Regions from separate parts of the Homo sapiens genome. Here region 2 is linked to region 1. Evidence: chromatin loops called from intact Hi-C (ENCODE). Cell type or tissue: HepG2. All regions are shown on one strand.

Region 1 (4,000 bases):
ATTCACCTGGCACATTGGATTCATCTTTTTGCTTACACTTAAATCTTTTCTAGTATTCGTTTAAGTCAGTAACATATTAAGGTTAAAAAAAAAAAAAAAGACAGTGAACATTGATTCCCTTAAATGGAGTTCTAAGAAAGTTGAGAATTTACCAAGTCAGGCACATTTTCAGTCTTCATAAGGAAAGCTTTAATTTACAATCACTGTGAAACCCCATGATACACTAAAATAGTACATTGTCAAAAGTACCAAACTATTGGGAAAAAGATGTTAATGTGATGATATTTCTAATTTTAGTCTATCCCTATATTACAGTCCTATAGCACCTTTTCTCCAAGGAGATCAGAATGCTTTATATTTAGAATAAGACGGAAATACAAATCAAAGTGAAAGTTCCCCCAGAATTATGTTGTAAAGATTAAGAGCCACAGAAGAAGAGATAAAGGGGATCAGAAGAAAATAGAAGCATGAGCAATAGGAATCCATGCAGACCCTGGCAAGTTGTCTGACTTAAGCGTTGCTGCTGCTACCTTCTCTAAATTTAGTAGTAAGGACAGACAATAGGGGCTATTCAAGGGAAACCTCTTGTTTGGTCCAGTCTAATATATCTTGATGTAGCACCATATTTTAACCATTCCTATCCTTCCCCAGTGTCATTAGGGCTTAGTTCTCCAATTCCCTCAGAGGATTATCAAAGGTCAAGGCTTGTCTTATGAGTTGTATTTTGTACATGTGGTTTAGTGACTGATAATAGTAAGAGGGAGGGTCACTCAGAGAGTACCCGCAACTATTACAAACATCTTCAGGATATCTTTATTCTGGTACTTCTCAGAAGAAGGTATGGCTTTATGCAAGTATTTTCTTTCTATTTGATTATGATAAAATGTTTTTTGATACCAACGGATGCCAATGTAAAACTTCCAATAATTCAGAAACAAACACAATTTTCATTCTCGCTTATTGAATTCTATTAATATATATAGACAGGGAATCTGAATTCAGATGTGTTATGTTCAAATCATGGCACATTAATGCCACTAATTACTACCTAAATTAGCAAGTTATTTAATCCCTCTGTGCCTCAGTTTTGGCATCTTTTCCACTGGGTATAAAATGCTTCCTACCTCAGATTGTTCTGAGGGTTACTATGTGGCACATAGAAATAAATGAATACATTTATCTATTAAGTGCATGGGAAATATTTTTTATTCAGGGTCCTAATACAAGCAGAAAAATATCTAGACTCATTGACAGTTGGAAATACTCCATGCCCTGCCTCTAGGGACGAGAAGCTCACCTTTGGAAACTATGGCTATATTATAGGACTTCCTGTAGGGAGTGTTGGGTTAAATCCTGACAAGTAATAATTTGTAAGGATGTTTTGAGAGATCATCAAAGGAGGCATGCCATTATGTTGGAAAGATCTTGATTACAGCAGAGTTGCTTATTCAACATTAACCTACATAGCCTAGTGCAAAAATAATGGTAAAGAAATAAATATTTAAAAAGAATAGCACTCATTTCTGTGTTCTCAACAACTTTCTGCAGTGCTCTGAAGTAAGGCACAGGTTCATCTGACCATCACAAAAATAAAAATTGAAATTGTATTATACTTTTTAGAGGACTTTTAATACAAATTTTATACAAAGTTTCCAAGGAGAAGCTACATATATTAAAATATTAATTATTATATCAGTTTGATACCTTAGGATAGTTAGAAAACTTTGATCAAGTTCCTTAAAAAACAGAGCAAACTGCGTGTAACACAAGACCTCTTCTCTTCCGCGTCTCTGCTACAAGTTCCCCTAGAGGTAGGGCTGAGAATACCAGGCTATGCAACTAAGTCTAGAGTCCCTGGGAACCCACAGAAGACACTAGGATCTGGGGTTTGTTCTGACACCCTACACCAATTTAGCATAAGGTTGATTTCAGGCAGGACAAAAATAGTAATAGAGGCTCCAGTTCATATCAGGCACAGTAAATCTATTTTGGATTCTCACTGTAAATAATAAACAAAGTAATGAGACATAAAGATTTCCATGTCTTAATTATGCTGAAATCAAGAAGTAGACCTGAGCTGATTGACAGAATATGCCCCACGGGAAGGTATCTAATGTGTTCAGAACAGTATGGAATACTATGAAAGTTCAAATATCCACTCCCCTTCCCCACATTCTTTCTGAATTGGAAGTTTTATGTGCAACAACAATTCTTAAGCAATAATTCTAAATATACTTTCTATTGGAAAATAAAAAATAATTATTATCTTTACTATCTGGTCAGATGCTATGATTTAAAACCTGGGCTACTTCATCTTTTAATTCTCATTCTATTTCTCTCATTCTATTCAATTATTCCCTTATTTCAAAGACTCTCATAATTTAAATGAACATTTTAAATTTTCTAACAGCTATTCTCAGTCTGGCTTCCCTCCCAGGTCTGGAGTCAGCACATTGAGACACTGCACTTTTCTTCATTATTGATTGATAAGTGACACCACTTTCCTGGGTTCACAGTCAGAGACGCAAGAACAGACAGTCCGGCTACACCATGGAGTTTAACACACACACACACATACACACACTACTGAAATTACAGTTCCTTTTTAAAGTAGGAAAGCAATCTAATACAGGTATAAACTATTAAATATTTCACATATCTAACAGTTTCAAAGGAACAGTTGAGTTTTTCTGCTATCGATTCTAGTGGTTTGCACCCAATTATTCATTCATTCATAAAGTCAACATACTTGAGTGCTTATCAGACATCAGGCTCTATGGATACGCTAGAAGTTATGAAAGTGTTTGGTGTACATGGAATGTCTGAGCTGGACAGTGGGAGAAAGAAATGGTGATAGCCTGAGTGGGAGGAGATGAGACCAGAAGAACACATGGAGGCAGATTTTGCACACCCCAGATGCAAAACTACATAATTTAGATCATATCCTACAGACATCTTGGAACCACTGGAAATTTTCAAATTTGAAGATGACAGATTTATCTTTGATGATTTTGGGGCAATAATTATGAGTGTTCTATGGAGACTGGATTGGAGTAGACAGAGAGGCTAGGGATTCCAGATCAAACAATGTTAAATGCAATCAAGATAGACAAGCTTAGATTAAAAAAAAAAATGCCTAGAAACAAATTTAACCACGGAGGTGGAAGACCTTTAGAGGGAAAGGTTCAAAGCACTGACAAAAGAAATTGAAGAGGATGCAAACAAATAGAAAGGCATCTCATGTTCATTCATCAAAAGAACTGATATTGTTAAAATGACTATACTACCCATAACAGTCTACAGATTCAATGCAATCCCCATCAAAATGCCAACATCATTTTACACAGAAATAGAAAAAAAATCCTAAAATTCATATGGAACAAAAAAAGAGTCTGAATAACCAAAGCAAAAGAAACACAGTGGAAGGCATCATGCTATCTGACTTCGAAATATATTGCAAGGCTATAGTAACTCAAACATCAGAGTATTGGCATAAAAACAGACACATAAACCAATAGAATAGAATAGAGAACCCAGAAATAAATTCATGTACTTACAGAGAACTGATTTTTGACAAATGTGTCAAGAACATACATTAAAGGAAGGGCATCCTCTCTAAAAAATGTTGCTAGAAAAATTGAATATTCATATGTGGAAGAATAAACTGGGCCTGTGTCTCTCACCATATGTATAAAACAATTCAACATGAATTAAAGACTTAAATGAGAGACCCAAAACTATAATACTACTAGAAGAAAATGTAAAGAAAGCACTTCAGGACATTCATCTAGGAAAAGATTTTGCGGCTAAGACCTCAAAAGCACAGACAACAAAAACAAAGAAAAATGGGAGTATAGTAAACTAAAATGCTTCTGCAGAGCAAAGGAAACACAGGATGAAGAGATAACCTGTTAAATGGAAGAAAATATTTGTCAAACTATTCTTGGAATGAAAGACTAACATTCAGAATGTATAAGAAACTCAAACAACTCAACAATTA
Region 2 (4,000 bases), 57 kb before region 1:
GAAGAATGTATTTTATGTTAATTTGGGGTGGAGAGTTCTGTAGTTGTCTATTAGTTCTGCTTAGTCCAGAGCTGAGTTCAAGACCTGAATATCCTTGTTAATTTTCTGTCTCATTGATCTGTCTAATATTGACAGTGGGGTGTTAAAGTCTCCCACTATTATTGTGTGGGAGCCTAAGTCTCTTTGTAGGTCTCTAAGAACTTGCTTTATGAATCTAGGTGCTCCTGTATTGGGTGCATATATATTTAGAACAGTCAGCACTTCTTGTTGCATTGATCCCTTCACCATTATGTAATGCCCTTCTTTGTCTTTTTTGATCTTTGTTGTTTTAAAGTCTGTTTTATCAGAGAGTAGGATTGCAACCCCTGCCTTCCTTTTTTCTTTCCATTTGCTTTGTAAATATTCCTGCATCCCTTTATTTTTAGCCTATGTGTGTCTTTACACATGAGATGGGTCTCCTGAATACAGCACACCTATGGGTCTTGACTGTTTAATCTGATTTGCCAGTCTCTGTCTTTTAATTGGGCATTTAGCCCATTCACATTTAAGTTTAATATTGTTATGTGTGAATTTGATCCTGTCATTATGATGTTCACTGGTTATTTTGCCCGTTAGTTGATGCAGTTCCTTCATAGTGTCAATGGTCTTTACATTTTGATTTGTTTTTGCAGTGGCTGGTACCAGTTTTTCCTTTCCATATTTAGGGCTTCCTTCAGGAGCTCTCATAAGACAGGTCTGGTGGTCACAAAATCCCTCAGCATTTGCCTCTCTGTAAAGGATTTTATTTCTCCTCCACTTATAAAGCTTAGTTTGGCTGGATATAAAATTCTGGGTTGAAAATTCTTTTCTTTAAAAATGTTGAATATTCGCCTCCACTTTCTTCTGGCTAGTAGGGTTTCTTCAGAGAGATTGCTGCTAACATTTGATTGGCTTCCCTTTGTTGGTAACCCGACCTTTCTTACTGGCTGCCCTTAACATTTTTTACTTCATTTCAACCTTGGTGAATCTGATGATTATGTGTCTTGGGGTTGCTCTTCTCAAAAAATATCTTTGTGGTCTTCTCTTTATTTCCTGAATTTGGATGTTGACCTGTATTGCTAGGTTGGGGAAGTTCTGCTGTGTAATTTCCTGAAGAGTGTTTTCCAACTTGGTTCCATTCTCCCCATCACTTTCAGGCACACCAATCAAATGTAGGTTTGGTCTTTTCACATAGTCCCCTATTTCTTGGAGGCTTTGTTTGTTCCTTTTCATTCTTTTTTCTCTAATCTTGTCTTCATGCTTGATTTCATTAAGTTGATCTTCAATCTCTGATGTCCTTTTTCCACTTGATCTATTCGGCTATTGATACTTGTGTATGCTTCACAAAGTTCTCCTCCTGTGTTTTTCAGCTCCATCAGGTAATTTAGGCTCTTCTGTAAACTGGTTACTCTTGTTAGCAATTCCTCTAACCTTTTATCAAGGTTCTTAGCTTCCTTGCATTTGGTTAGAACTTGCTCCTTTAGCTCAGAGGAGTTTATTACCCATCTTCTAAATAAAGCCTACTTCTGTCAATTTGTCAAACTCATTCTCCAACCAGTTTTGTCCCTTGCTGGCGAGGAGCTGTGATCCTTTGCAGGAGAAGAGGCATTCTGGGTTTTGGCATTTTCAGCCTTTTTGCACTGGTTTTTCCTCATCTTCCTTGGATTTATTTACCTTTGGTCTTTGCTGTTGGTGACCTTTGGATGAAGTTTTTGCTTGGTCATTTTTTTTAAAGTTGATTCTATTGCTTTCTGTTTGTTAGTTTCCCTTCTAACATTCAGGCCCCTCTTCTGCAGGTGTGCTGGAGTTTGCTGGGGGTCCACTCTAGATCCTGTTTGCCTGAGTATCACCAGCGGACACTGTAGAACAGCAAAGATTGCTGCCTGCTCCTTCCTCTGGAAGCTTCGTCCCAGAGGGGCACCTGCAAGATGCCAACCAGAGCTCTCCTGTATGAGTTGTCTGTTGACCCCTGCTGGGAGGTGTCTCCCTTTCAGGAGGCTCAGGGGTCAGGGACCCACTTGAGGAGGCAGTCTGTCCCTTAGCAGAGCTTAAATGTTGTGCTGGAAGATCTGCTTCTGTCTTCAGAGCCAGCAGGCAGGAATATTTAAGTCCACTGAAGCTGTGCCCACAGCAGCCCCTTCCCCCAGGTCCCAGGGAGATGATGGGAGTTTTATCTATAACCTCCTAACTGGGACTGCTGCCTTTCTTTCAGAGATGCCCTACCCAGAGAGGAGGAATCTAGAGAGAGTCTGCCTAATTTGGCTTTGCTGCGCTGCAATGGGCTCCCTCCAGTCCAAAGTTCCTGGAGGCTTTGTTTACATTGTGAGGGAAAAACCGCTTACTCAAGCCTCAGTAATGGCAGACGCCCCTCCCCCCATCAAGCTCCAATGTCCCAGGTCAACTTCAGACTGTTGTGCTGGCAGCGAGAATTTCAAGTCAGTGGATCTTAGCTTGCTTGGCTCTGTGGGGTTGGAATCTGCTTAACAAGACCACTTGGCTACCTGGCTTCAGCCCCCTTTCCAGGGGAGTGAGTGGTTCTGTCTCACTTGCGTTCCAGGCACCACACAATTGGAAATGTAGAAATTACCTGCCTTCTGCGTTGGTCTCCCTGGGCGCTGCAGACTGGGGCTGTTCCTCTTCAGCCATCTTGCAGGGAATCACAATAAAGAATTTTTAAAAGGAAGAGAAAAGCAATCATCACTATTTTGGTTTTGTTTTGTTTTAGGAGTAACTGACTACTGAACAGTACTGCATGTTTCTGAGGTTCCTCTGTTATTCCTGTAGTTCACTACCTCTGCATCCTCCCCAGGACAAGAAATTCATTTTCCTTATTGTACTGTGTTATGCCAAGAATATTACTATTGTTCGGTGAATATAAAATAATCATTATAGCAACAATTTTTTTGGCGTCCTAAATAAGGCTGATCCATGGCAACGGTACTATGCAAAGAAAAGAATAAAGTCAAAACACTTGTAAAACCTTTTACTTATTGGTATCAGACATCTGTTATTTTATTAATCCTCACAATGTCTTTTAAAGGTTTTGTTATTTGTATCTACAATCCGGGGAGAAGAAACTGAAGTACAGAGGGGCAAAACGATTGTTACCTAGTTGAATGACAAATTAGATGAGAATCCAATATCCACAAGGTGTTAGGCCCTGGAAACATTAATCTCATGTATTATTAGCTATTCTCACATACATATAAGCGATCTTTCAAATGAAAAGGAAACATAACCAAGAATAAAAATACATTTTTTTTTGTTTTCAAAGAGCTATCAATTTCAATTAAAAACCCTGACATGAAATGTCTTAATGTACCTGTTACTCAGTACCAAAAAAAAGTAAAGAAAAATTTAGTAGTCTAAGAATTAGAACAAGAGATAAGATGGTCCTGGGATGATTCCAGTACGTTTTGTTTATCTACAGGAGATTATCTGCTTTGCGAATATTCATGACTAATTTTGAATCTTAGAGCTGTATTGCCCCACTGCCTGGTTAGCTTTGAGGCCCTTTCCTCCCACTACCCAGCTGGTGTGTGCTCAGGGAAGACAAACTCTTTTAATACCAATCCAAGCAAAACACAATTAGGAAAGCAAATGTGTTGGGAAAATAACAATATCATGGATTACAAAGCCAAATAAGAAAGATTTGAATGTCACCTACCCTTTGAAGTATTGAACTATTGTTTCTACGTGATGCTTAGGCAATTGAATTGGGCCAGTCATATCACAAAGAGGTCTTTAATCCGTAAGAGGGTCCCCCTCCTTGTTTGTTTTGCTCAGAATAATTGAATTGGAGAGTTTGGCTCTGTCAGAGAAGTAGCCACAAGCCTGATTCTTTTGCAATGACCTGCAGATAATTCCAGAAAAAAATTGAACCATCTACCAGGAAAAGCTATGGCCATAACTTAAAAATCACATTTCTCTTCCTTGTTGAAAATACCCAGATCTCAAGATGATCTTATAACTACATCTGAAA

The links. Hi-C counts contacts between places; a loop is a spot of excess contacts. Peaks named below come from ENCODE experiments on the same cell type or tissue, not always from the same donor. Only the 100,000 strongest peaks of a DNase experiment are listed, where the experiment ranks them.
Region 2: it touches region 1 in a loop (3-fold over the local background); 2 of 110 quality-filtered maps call a loop at or near these places.

Annotation. Positions count from the first base shown.
Region 1 is chr14:29,083,971-29,087,970 of GRCh38, forward strand. All of the region lies in intron 8 of LOC107984685 (a long non-coding RNA gene), which reads left to right. Among named protein-coding and RNA genes, the nearest start is that of LINC02326, 21 kb to the left of the region's middle. In HepG2, a CTCF peak has its summit at 1,808; a DNase peak (open chromatin) is centred at 1,821.
Region 2 is chr14:29,026,835-29,030,834 of GRCh38, forward strand. All of the region lies in intron 2 of LINC02326 (long intergenic non-protein coding RNA 2326), which reads right to left. The region is part of intron 5 of LOC107984685 (a long non-coding RNA gene); the gene reads left to right. Among named protein-coding and RNA genes, the nearest start is that of LINC02326, 36 kb to the right of the region's middle. In HepG2, no CTCF peak of the experiment used is centred here; DNase peaks (open chromatin) are centred at 1,717 and 2,347; H3K4me3 peaks cover 1,263 bases.